Regions from separate parts of the Homo sapiens genome. Here regions 2 and 3 are each linked to region 1. A link is an interaction called in ENCODE POLR2A ChIA-PET data of the cell type or tissue named here. Cell type or tissue: Caco-2. All regions are shown on one strand. Region 1 overlaps GMEB2 (glucocorticoid modulatory element binding protein 2). Region 2 overlaps RTEL1 (regulator of telomere elongation helicase 1). Region 3 overlaps ZBTB46 (zinc finger and BTB domain containing 46).

Region 1 (4,000 bases):
CCACGTGACTCTCTAGGAAGGTCCCGGGCTCTCACCGAGCGTCCGCGTGGCTCTCTAGGAAGGGCTTGGGCTCTCACTGAGTGTCCGCGTTACCCTTTAAGATGCTGTACTTCTCAACAACATCGTGCAGAACTTCGGCATGCTGGACCTGGTGAAGAAGGTGCTGGCCAGCCACAAGTGCCAGATGGACCGCTCGCGGGAGCAGTACGCCCGGGACCTGGCAGGTATGCTGAGACCACCCCCGTCCCGTCCCCTGGGCGGTAGGCTGAGGACCTGGAGCCCACGGGCTCACCCCACGGCTGTGCATCCACCTGCACTTCCTGGAGTCACCGCCACCACGGCGAGCTTCTCCGCACTGCTGTTGTGCGAGGAAAACAACCTGAAGCTTAAGTGAGGTAGTCAGACCTCTCCATTGCACTAAGCTTACATTTACCGGCATTTCTGTGATGAACCAAGTAGTTATTTAAGAGAAAATGACAGAGGCCAGGCGCGGTGGCTCACGCCTGTTATCCCAGCGCTTTGGGAGGCCGAGGCGGGCGGATCACTTCAGGCTAGGAGTTTGAGACCAGCCTGGCCAACGTGGTGAAACCCCATCTCTGCTGAAAAAAACAAAACAAAACTGGGCATGGTGGTGTGTGCCTGTAATCCCAGCTACTCGGGAGGCTGGCAGGCAATTGCTTGAGCCCAGGAGGTGGAAGTTGCAGGGAGCTGAGATCACACCACTGCACTCCAGTCTGGGTGACAGAGCGAGACCCTGTCTCAAAAAAAAACAATGACAGAGAATGGGAAGGGCTGGTCCTGACCCCGCTCAGAGCTCAAGCCCCTGATATTGGTGCGTTTCCTCCATGCTCCTCTTGGGGTCTGTGCTTACTGTGTGTTCACTGTGTGTGTGTTCAGTGTGTGTGTGTTCACTGCGTGTTCACTGTGTGTTCAATGTGTGTGTATTCAGTGTGTGTGTTCACTGTGTTCAGTGTGTGTGTATTCAGTGTGTGTGCACTGTGTGTTCACTCTTCACTTTGTGTGTTCACTGTTTGTGTTCATTGTGTGTGTGCACTCTGCATGTGTGTGTGCATGTTTATGTTTAAACACATGTGCCACATGTGCTGCTTTTCCTCCTCTCTCTCTTAATATGTCACAAGAGCAACTTTCCACGCTGGGTGTGTGAAAGCTCATGCGGGGATCTGAGACGGCATTTCCACGCTTGCACGCAGGCCCTGGGTCAGTGCAGGAGGGTCTGAGACGGGATTGCCACGCTTGCACACAGGCCCCGGGTCAGTGCAGACCCTGGGTCAGCACAGGCTGGTGTCTACCCCGAGGGCCATCTTGGGCCCCGTCTCCCACAGACCTCACCTTTGGCGGCCATGTGGTCATCTGGGTTTGTGGCATCAGGTGAGCAGACCTGGGTTGCCACTGACCCAGGGGCCACCCAGATGGTGTGGCGTGTCTGCCCCCATCCCCTGCATGCCGCCATCCATGCCCCCGTCCCCTGTGTGATGCCATCTGTACCTCCCTGCAGCCCTGGAGCAGCAGTGTGATGAGCATCGTCGCCGAGCCAAGGAGCTGAAGCACAAGTCCCAGCACCTCAGCAACGTGCTCATGACGCTGACGCCGGTCTCCCTGCCACCGCCTGTGAAGCGGCCCCGGCTTGCACGTGCCACATCAGGACCGGCCGCCATGGCCTCGCAGGTGCTCACCCAGTCTGCCCAGCTGGCGCTTGGCCCGGGCGTGCCCGTCCCCCAGCTGACCAGCGTGCCCCTTGGTAAAGTGGTGTCCACCCTGCCGTCCACCGTCCTGGGCAAGGGTTCCCTTCAGGCGCCCCCCGCCAGCTCCCCGGCCTCCCCGCTGCTCGGGGGATACACAGTCTTGGCCTCTTCCGGCTCCACCTACCCCAGCACAGTGGAGATCCACCCGGACGCGTCCAGCCTCACGGTCCTGAGCACGGCCGCCGTGCAGGACGGTAGCACGGTGTTCAAGGTGGTCAGCCCGCTACAGCTGCTCACGTTGCCTGGCCTGGGCCCCACCCTGCAGAACGTGGCCCAGGCCTCGCCTGGCTCCAGCACAATTGTGACAGTGCCCGCAGGGGCTGCCCCCGGGCCTGAGGAGCACACGGCCACCATTGAGGTGGCTGCCATGGCAGAGGACCACGAGCGGAAGTAGCCGACAGGAGGGCGAGGCCCCTGGGACGGACAGGGCTGGCTGTCTCTCAGCCGCGGCAGCAGGGAGCGGGCAGAGGCCGCAGGGCTGGCTCGGGCAGGTGGGTCACGTGGTCTGCAGAACCAAAGAGAGGAATCGCCAAAACAAATCACGAGAAGAGAGAAGGGGACAGAACAGCGAGAGCAACCTGGAAAATCGGTCTTCAGGTCCCACGTTTCCTCCCCCTTTTTTCTTGGGAAATATATTTTTCCATCTGTTGCTTATTAATACTGTTTACACATTGGGCCTTGATCAGGAGCCAGGTGGGCGGGGGCTAGGGGGAGCCTGGGTGCAGCAGAGACAGAGGAAGCAGAGCCAGGTGCCGAGCGCGACCCTGCAGGTGCTGGACGCGGTGCAGCAGGTCACGAGGCCCCCATGTCTGCACCCAGCCAGGTCCCTGGGGACGTTACTAACTCATGACTTGGGAGCTAAGCCCAAGTGTGAAACCTCTGGATCCTATGGATTTGGTTTCTTCCCACAGTTTTCTGTAGGTTTAGTGTGGCTGGCGCCCCGTTCTCCTCCAGTTGGGAACATGCACCCGGAGCTTGGGGTGCAGATCCTGATGGGTGCCTGCCTCCCCCGCCCCCAGCCGGTGCTCAGGTGGCCCAGGGGCCGCACAGACGAGGCGTGGTCCAGGCATTGTTGCACATGTACTGAGGGTGTTTTTAAGTGAATTGCTTAGTAGGCTTCTAGGAAGAGTCAGATTTATAGCATTTTCAACCAAAATAATGGTGAGTGCCTAGGCTTCCCGAGTTAGCTCTTTGGGTGGCCCCTGAGCCCCTGTGAGTGCACTTGACCGGGTGCGGAGGTCCTGGGCAGCCTGTCCCTGAGCCGGCCCCTCCCAGGGGTCTGAGATCCATGAGGTGTGTCCCTAGGGCTTCAGTCCTGGGGCAGAGGCATAAACAGAACCAGTCACTATGGAGGTCGAGGATTCCCATGTGGGCCCTTCAGCTTGGGCTGCTTGGCCACGGAACAGCCCTTGGCTCCCTGGCCCCCGGCCCCCATGCAGCCCCTGGGCTGGCCCTTGGTGGTCTCTGTCCAAGGGAGAGCCCCTGGGTGTTCAGGAGGCTGCCCCGGGTGGGCTGCTCAGGGCAGCTGCCGAAGGTGGAGCCCAGAGCCTGTCTGGAAGGGCTGTCTGTGGCTGTCCTGAGACCTGGCCTTGGACTCACAAGGAAGACCAGGCTGAGGCCCCTCCAGGCCAGGGTCCTGGGGCAGGCATCTCAGGGAGCAGCCAGCCCAGGCCTCCTGCCGTCTCCAACAGGGCATGTCCCGGGAGGACCCTGAGTGCCAGATTCCCCTGGACGCTCCTGCTGATTCTGTCGGCAGTTGAAGGCCCGTCTGAGGCCCCGCAATGCGAGGGTCCTGTGTCCCACTTCACTGCTCCGAAGGGAACTGGCTGGCTGTCCGTCCAGTGAGCGGCCCAGACCCCACCTCTGCGCCATTGTCACCAGGGCCCTGTCCTGGCTGCCCTCACCCATGTCAAGCTACTGAGGCTGTGTCTTGTTTGTTTTCTCTGTTACATTTTTGTTTGCTGTTGTCACAGTCAGCTGGTTTCGGCGTGATGTTGATCTTTTGATGTACATACTCCGTTTTAAACTCATTTCCACTCTAGTTGAGTTCTGCAGCATGCAGCGGTATGACCCTACGGGGGTCAGGAGAGCCCTGCGGCCCCCACCCACCAGCTCAGAACCTGTCACTAATACAGCTGCCTGTGACCCTGGGACCCGCAACCTTCCAGCTGCTTCCCTTTGTCAAAGTCACGAGTGCGTCTGCCTTGACAGCCCTCGTCAACAGAACTTCCAGTGGG
Region 2 (4,000 bases), 77 kb before region 1:
ATTTTAATGTTTTTCTTCATGGCTAGTGCCTTGTGTATCCATACTAAGAAATCTCTGCCTACCCCAAAGTTGCAAAGACCTCCCCCATGTTCCTTTCTATAACTTTTAGTTTAGCTTTTACATTTAGGTTTATACAGGGTAAAACAAGAGTTAAGATTCACTGTTTTCCGAACAGATATCCAGCTGTTCTTAGCACCATTTTTTCAGAAAACCAGAAATCAACCTTCATTTCCTCTCTCAATTAAATTGGCATGTTTGTCAAAAAACAATCACCAAGGGCCAGGCATGGTGGCGCACGCCTGTAATCCCAGCTACTCGGGAGGCTGATGTGGGAGAATCGCTAGAACCTAGGGGCGGGGGCTGCAGTGAGCCGAGATGGTGCCACTGCACTCCAACCTGGGTGACAGAGTGAGATTCCAACTGAAAAAAAAAACAATGACCACATGCGTGTGGGTCAGCTTGAGCTTGCTGCCTTCTCCATGGCCTGCAGGCCTGTGCCTGAGCTGGGCCATCTCCACCTCCACTCCTGCAGCTTTAGAGGAGTCTTGAAACCAGCGAGGTGAGTCCTCCAGCTCTGTTCTTCTTCACGGTCATCTTGCTGTTTTAGATCTTCTGCGTTTCCGTGAAAGTGTTAGACTCGGCTTACCAGCTGTGATATAACTGTCCCAGGGAGGGGCCTGGTTGGGTTAGAAGCTCTCCAGATGGTTCCCAGGGGCAGCCAGGGCTCAAAGCACCGAGTCACCCACAACCACGGCAAACCTCACCAGCTCTCTGTGGGGTTCTGCTACAGCTTCCCAGGAGTCGGCCCCCCAGCCGCCCCCACTCACCTCTTCCCTTGCTCTGCTGCACCTGCTGAGGCTCCCCTCAGACCCACCAGCATTCCCCACCTCCCGCCGACATCGCACTTGGGCCCGCTTGGCTCGGTCTCCGCCTCCTCCCTCTGCTCTATTTCCCTTCAGTATCATCAGCTCACGTGCTTACTCTTTTGCTGTCCACCTGTCCCCACCACTAGAATCAAAGCTCCATGTGAGTGAAGCCAGTCTTGCTATGCCTGGAATAGCACCCAGCATGATGAGCTCTCAATAAATATACACCCCGAGAATGAGCGAACCAACGACGGGATCTGGAAACGTCACCACGCCATCGTCACGTGAACACACAAACCATTGACCCGTGGCGTGTGATCCCACCTGCACTAAGTAAAAAGTGTGGGGCACAAAAGCAGGGCACATGGGGAGGAGGGCAGCAGGGCCGGGCACACACTGGGAGGAGGGGAGTTGAGTGTGGGGCCGGGCACATGCTGGCGGGGGGAGTGAGCGTGGGGCTGGGCACACGGGGCGGAAGGGAGTGGGGCTGGGCACACACTGGGAGGAGGGGAGTGAGTGTCAGGCCGGGCACATGCTGTGGGGGGAGTGAGTGTGGGGCCGGGCATGCACTGGGAAGAGGGGAGTGAGTGTGAAGCCGGGCACATGCTGGGAGGGGGAGTGAGTGTGGGGCCGGGCACGCGCTGGGAAGAGGGGAGTCAGTGGGCTTCCTGTGTTCTCGGTGCCTCCCATGGCCTGACGTGAAGGAGAGAACCTGAGCTGTCAGGATCAAGAGCGGGCACTGGCCTATGGACCACAGCCTGGAGGTCTCTCCTCACTCCCACCAGCCTGCCCGCTCCCAGACTGCTCAGAAAACTGACCTGTGGCCTGGGGCTGCTCACAAGTGTGTCTGGCCAGGTTGAGCCCCTGCCCAGTGACAGAGGTGAGTCCTCCCACCCAGGCCTGCTGATCTAAGGCCCTGAAGCAGCAAAGGCTCGGACAGCTGTTCCCAAGCCCAGGGACACCCCTGGACATCAGGAGTCGTCAGCTACAGGACTGAGCCCCCACCTTGGCATCCAACAAGTAATTGTACGGCATGAATATGATGTCGGCTTGCTGCTTCAGGTTCCGGGACAGGTAGTAAGGGCACACCCTGGGAAGGAGAGAGGAGAAGATCCTGTGAGCACCCCATGCAGGGGACGGTGCCCCGAGGCCGCCATGTCTTCTGACCCGGAAGGAGCCCTCATCCTGCACGTAGGGCCCAGGTGGGAAGCTGCTGCCTGGGATGGATGGGAGTCCACGTGAGTTTCTGACCAAGGGATGGGGAGTCCATGTGAGTTTCCGACCAAGGGATGGGGAGTCCTCGTGAGTTTCCGACCATGTAAATCGTCGTCTCTTTAAAAACTCGATGGAAAAGTAAAACCAACCCTATTCCTGGATAGAAACAAACACAACGCAGAACCACTAAGAAAAAGCAGAGCTGGGCCGGGCGCGGTGGCTCACTCCTGTAATCCCAGCACTTTGGGAGGCCGAGGTGGGCGGATCACAAGGTCAGAAGATCGAGACCATCCTGGCTAACACGGTGAAACCCCGTCTCTACTAAAAATACAGAAAATTAGCCAGACGTGGTGGCGGGCACCTGTAGTCCCAGCTACTCGGGAGGCTGAGGCAGGAGAATGGCGTGAACTCGGGAGGCGGAGCTTGCAGTGAGCCGAGATCGCACCACTGCACTCCAGCCTGGGCGACAGAGCGAGACTCCGTCTCAAAAAAAAAAAAAAAAAAAAAAAGAGCTGGCCAGGCATGGGGTCTCACGCCTGTAATCCCAGCACTTTGGGAGGCCAAGGCAGGTGGAACTCTCGAGCTCAGGAGACTGGCCTGAGCAACAGAGTGAGACCCTGTCTGTACAAAAAATACAAAAATTAACCAGGCATGGTGGTGTGTGCCTGCAGTCCCGGCTACTTGGGAGGCTGAGGTGGGAAAATCGCTTGAGCCTGGGAGGCTGAGGCTGCAGTGAGCCAAGACTGTGACACTGCACTGCAGCCTGGGTAGCAGAGCGAGACCCTGTTTCAAAAAAAAGGGGGAGGGAGGTTTCCCCCTCAATATAAGAAGAGCTTTATTATAACTTGAATCTCTGAAGCTGTAAGAGGTAGACATAGGAGACATCTGCTGTCCTCAAAAGAACAAGGCCGAGCTGCCAGCACCAGCATGGGAAGCTATACCCACAACGCTGAGTGAAAACAGCCAACTGCAGGACAGTCTGTGCAGACAAAACTGCGCGTGCTTCCGCACAGACACAGGCCTGCAGGGCTCCGTCCACACTCCACGGTGGCCACCGGGGATGGCTGAGGGCCAGGGAAGAGGGAGACAATTTTTTACTCTATCTTCCTCAGAGCTGCTTAAACTTTTTCGTACTGAATGGTGGTTAGTTTCATAATTTAAAAAGGAACAAAGAAAAGTGAAGAAATATATCCGGGCCTCCACAGGTCACAGGAGAGCTGGGCCATGGAAGGACAGTGGTCGTGGCCTCACTGAGGGGTCTCACCTGTGCTTGCTTCCGCTCTTGACCAAGTCCTCAATGTCCAGGATGGGGCTGGCCAGCTCCTGCTCCAGGCTTTTTTCTGCAGGTGTGAGGCAGGGGTAAACACACACCCTCAGGGTCCACTAAGTCCCAGACCACAGGGGGATGCCCAGGACAGAACGGCTCCTACACGGCGGGCAGGGCTGGGCGTCCCCCACCAACCGTGAACGCGCCACAAAGCACCCACTGAGGGTCTCAGGTGCCCAAGAGAGGCCCCCACCCGAGTGATCCTGAGGGAATCCTCCTCTGCCCCCAGAAGGCCTGAGGTTCAGGGTGGACCAGACGGAGGCCAGCAGGATCCCGAGGGTTCTACGCATCCTCTCCGAGACAGCCCAAGACAGGACAGGAGTGGCGGCTACACTCAGCCCTCCTCAGGGCAGGGAAGAACAGCCCCTCAGCCTATCGCCCCAACCCACAGAGGCATCTCCCACAAACCCCTGCAGGTGCCCCTGTGATTAGCACCGTCACTCAGCTTCCCTGCCAACCACAACAGGCCCAGAACTTCCAGCTAAGGGAGAGCCAGGTTTTCCTGGGCTAAACAGTGGCCCACTCCCCTCTGCAGCATGGCAGCCCTGGCAAAGGACACTGCCTGTACTGGCGGAGAGGCCCCGGGCAGAAA
Region 3 (4,000 bases), 170 kb before region 1:
CCTCTGTCTCCCAGGTTCAAGCAATTATCCTGCCTCAGCCTCCCAAGTAGCTGGCAGTACAGGCGCGTGCCACCACCCTGGCTCATTTTTTGTGTATTTTTAGTAGAGACAGGATTTCACCATGTTGGCCAAGATGGTCTCGATCTCCTGACCTCGTGATCCACCCACCTCGGCCTCCCAAAGTGCTGGGATTACAGGTGTGAGCTACTGTGCCCGGCAACAGCTCAGTTTTAAAATACATGAGGTAAAAGCTGGCAGAACTAAAAAAAGAGATAACTTCACAATTACAATTGGGGGTTTTAAAACACTTATCTCAGTAATTGATAGAACAGCAAACAAAATCTCAGTAAGGATAGAGAATATTTGAACACAGTTTTCAAATGTTAAATTCACCTTGAATTCCTGGAAATAAACACATCTGGTCACAAGCTGCTATTCTTTTTCTGTATTATTGGATTCAGTTAGCTAATGTTTGGTTTGAGTCTTGCATCTGTGTTCATAGAGATACTGGCTGTAACAGCACAATTAGCCCAGTTTGAACGTTACACCAAAAGTGCAGGATATTCCAAATGGACAGGAAACATTTACCAAAATAGACCAACCAGGGCCATAATTCAGGTTCAACAAATATCAAAGGATTGAAATCAGAGAGTATATTCTCTGACCTTAGCAAACTGGAATTAGAAATCAGTAACAAGAAGACACTAGAATATCCCCAAATGCTTGCAAATCAAATAGTATACGTTTACACAACCCTCAAGTCAAAGAATAAATCCCTATGGAAATGATAAACTTTTTTTTTTTTTTTTGAGGCAGAGTCTCGCTCTGTCACCCAGGCTGGAGTGCAGTGGTGCGATGTCTGCTCACTGCAACCTCTGCCTCCGGGGTTCAAGTGATTCTCCTGCTGCAGCCTCCCGAGTAGCTGGGATTACAGGCACCGGCCACCACGCCTGGATAATTTTTGTATTTTTAGTAGAGACAGAGTTCCACTATATTGGCCAGGCTGGTCTCGAACTCCTGACCTTGTGATCCACCTGCCTCGGACTCCCAAACTGCTGGGATTACAGGTGTGAGCCACCGTGCCTGGCCAAAATATTTTTAACTGAATGATAATGAAAAAATGCTGTATCAAAACTTTTAGGCCCACATCTAAAGCAATATTTAAGGGAAACTTACAGCTCTAGTTATATATTAGGACAGAAGAAAGGTTCTAAATTTCTTTGTCAAGAAGAAAAAGCATAGCAAATTAAGCCCAAAGAAAGTAACAGAAGGGAAATAAAGAATAGATATCAGGGTGAGTGTGGTGGCTCATGCCTGTAATCCCAGCACTTTGGGAGGCTGAAGTGCGTCAATCACTTGAGGTCAGGAGTTCGAGACCAGTCTGGTCAACATGGTGAAACCCTGTCTCTACTAAAAATACAAAAATTAGCCGGGTATGGTGGTGGGTGCCTGTAATCCCAGCTACTCGGGAGGCTGAGGCAGGAGAATTGCTTGAACCTGGGAGGCGGAGGTTGCAGCGAGCCGAGATCATGGCACCACACACCAGCTTGGATGTCAGAACGAGACTCCATCTGAAAAAAAAAAAAAAAAAGAGCTATCAATGAAGTAGAAAGCAGGCATACAAAAATCAACAGTGTAGCTGGCATGGTGGTGCACACCTGTAATCCCAGCACTTCGGGAGGTTAAGTCAGAAGGCTCGCTTGAGGCCAAGGAGTTTAAGGTTACAGTGAGCTATGATTGCACTGCTGCATTCCAGCCTGGGCAAACCCCAAAACCGAAAGTGAACAATGCCCAAAGCCAGTGTGTTGAAAAGATAATAAAACTGATATAACTCGGCCTGGCGCGGTGGCTCACGCCTGTAATCCCAGCACTTTGAGAGGCCGAGGCAGGCGGATCACGAGGTCAGGAGATCCGAGACCATCCTGGCTAACACGGTGAAACCCTGTCTCTACTAAAAATAGAAAAAATTAGCCAGGTGTGGTGACAGGCGCCTGTAATCCTAGCTACTCGGGAGGCTGAGGCAGGAGAACCCAGGAGGCGGAGCTTGCAGTGAATCGAGATTGTGCCACTGCACTCCAGCCTGGGCAACAGAGTGAGACTCTGTCTCAAAAAAAAAAAACAAAAACACTGATATAACTCCTGTGAAAAGTGATCAACGGATATTGGATAGATAAGATTATTATACACAACTTTATGCGAATATATTTGACACATTGGAGGAAATGGGAAAATTCCTGGAAAACAGAATTTATCAAAACTGGAGCAAACAGGAAGAGCTCAATGGTTTTATGATCTGCTGAGAAAATTGAATTAATAACTTTAAAGCCTTCCCACAGAGAAAGCTTCAGGGCGAGTGCCTTTACTAGTGAATTCTTTCCAATTTTAACGGAAGAAAATGACGCCAACGTTAGACATATCTTCCAAATACTAGAAGAAAGGAACAGTCTCCAGCCTATCTAAGCTGGCATGGTCTTGATCCCAGAGCCTGACGTGGCATTTCAAGAAAGGAAATTATCACTCAGCAGAGATGTGCAACTATTAAAGTAAATACCAGCAAATTGAATCCAGTGAGACAGAGGAAGAACCGTGTTGCATGGTCCGCAGGCTCATTCCAAGAACTCAAGGTTAAGTGAGTGTTTGGAATCAATGTGTAGAATTTACCACATTAGCCGAATAAAGGAGAGAACCCGCTATATCACCTCAATAAATGCAGGAAACACTTTTGATAAAATTCAGTAGCCTTCGTGATAAGAATCGGCAAATTGGAGTATAAAGAAATGTTCTAAATCTGACAAAAAGTATCTACAAAAAAAAAAGTTAACCTTTTGGTTAATTGTGAAATCATGATGACTTAGCCTCTGAGCACGGGAACGATACACAGACGCCCATCGTCACCACTTATATTCAGAGTTGGCTGGAGATCCTGCCCGGGTTGTGTGTGCAGGGCTGCCCCTGAGAGCTCTTGCCTTCCTAATGTTTGTGTCATGTCAGGAACCTCCCTTGCCCCCCTCCTCCCTGAGTCCTACCCCTTGTCCCAAGCTGTGCAATACAGTGATAAATGAAAGGGGCCAGGCACTGTGGCTCATGCCTGTGATCTCAGCACTTTGGGAGGCTGAGGTGGGTGGGTCACTTGAGCTCAGGAGCTCAAGACCAGCCTGGGCAACATGGCAAGACCCTGTCTTTACTAAAGAAAAAAAAGAAAAAGAAATGAATGGAAGGGAATAAGTAAAAGCATCATTTGTAGGTGACATGACTATGCATATAGAACATTCAAAAGAATCTAGAAACTTAGATTTTTAACAGGATAATTAAATATACTGGATATACAGCCAATGTACGAAACTCAATATACAAAAGTCAATTGTATTTCTATAAATAACAGAGTTTCATTTTATAGGACATCAAATGCCTAGGAATAAATTAAACAAAAAATATGCAAAGACCTCTACACAGAAAACTATAAAATATTGCTGGGAGAAATTAAAGAAGATAATGATAAATGAAGGGAGATACTATGTTCATGGAGGAGAAGACTCACTATTGTTAAGATGTGAATCTCCGCTGGGCACCATGGCTCACGCCTGTCATCCCAGCACTTTGGGAGGCCGAGGCGGCCGGATCACGAGGTCAGGAGATTTGAGACCATCCTGGCTAACACAGTGAAACCCGTCTCTATTAAAAATTCAAAAAAATTAGCCGGGCGTGGTGGCGGGCGCCTGTAGTCCCAGCTACTCGGGAGGCTGAGGCAGGAGAATGGCGTGAACCCGGGAGGCGGAGCTTGCAATGAGCTGAGATCGCACCACTGCACTCCAGCCTGGGCGACAGCAAGACTCTGTCTCAAAAAAAAAAAAAAAAAGATGTGACTCTCCTTAAGTTGATATATTGGGTCAGCACAATTCTGGTTAAGATCCCAGCAGAGGGGTGTGTGAGTGCCCGTGCGCGTGCGTGTGTGAGTAAACTGACTGCTAAATATATTTGGAGATGCAAAGGATCTAGGATA

What was found. ChIA-PET counts read pairs that join two places held together with the same protein. Peaks named below come from ENCODE experiments on the same cell type or tissue, not always from the same donor. Only the 100,000 strongest peaks of a DNase experiment are listed, where the experiment ranks them.
Region 2: POLR2A ChIA-PET joins it to region 1 with 8 read pairs; 6 of 35 experiments call an interaction of 5 or more read pairs at or near these places.
Region 3: POLR2A ChIA-PET joins it to region 1 with 5 read pairs; 2 of 35 experiments call an interaction of 5 or more read pairs at or near these places.

What each region holds. Positions count from the first base shown.
Region 1 is chr20:63,588,246-63,592,245 of GRCh38, reverse strand. It overlaps GMEB2 (glucocorticoid modulatory element binding protein 2), which reads left to right. Exons shown (of 10, transcript NM_012384.5): 9 at 102-224; 10 at 1,517-4,000. The coding sequence ends at 2,157. Among named protein-coding and RNA genes, the nearest start is that of HELZ2, 16 kb to the right of the region's middle. RefSeq lists enhancers at 1,749-1,918, 3,836-4,000. In Caco-2, no CTCF peak of the experiment used is centred here; DNase peaks (open chromatin) are centred at 1,566, 1,915, 3,059, 3,311 and 2 weaker places.
Region 2 is chr20:63,665,425-63,669,424 of GRCh38, reverse strand. RTEL1 (regulator of telomere elongation helicase 1) reads right to left here. Exons shown (of 35, transcript NM_001283009.2): 7 at 3,346-3,421; 8 at 1,872-1,956. RTEL1-TNFRSF6B (RTEL1-TNFRSF6B readthrough (NMD candidate)) reads right to left here. Exons shown (of 38, transcript NR_037882.1): 7 at 3,346-3,421; 8 at 1,872-1,956. Among named protein-coding and RNA genes, the nearest start is that of RTEL1, 9.1 kb to the right of the region's middle. In Caco-2, no CTCF peak of the experiment used is centred here; no DNase peak of the experiment used is centred here.
Region 3 is chr20:63,758,591-63,762,590 of GRCh38, reverse strand. The region is part of intron 3 of ZBTB46 (zinc finger and BTB domain containing 46); the gene reads left to right. Among named protein-coding and RNA genes, the nearest start is that of ZBTB46-AS2, 17 kb to the right of the region's middle. In Caco-2, no CTCF peak of the experiment used is centred here; no DNase peak of the experiment used is centred here.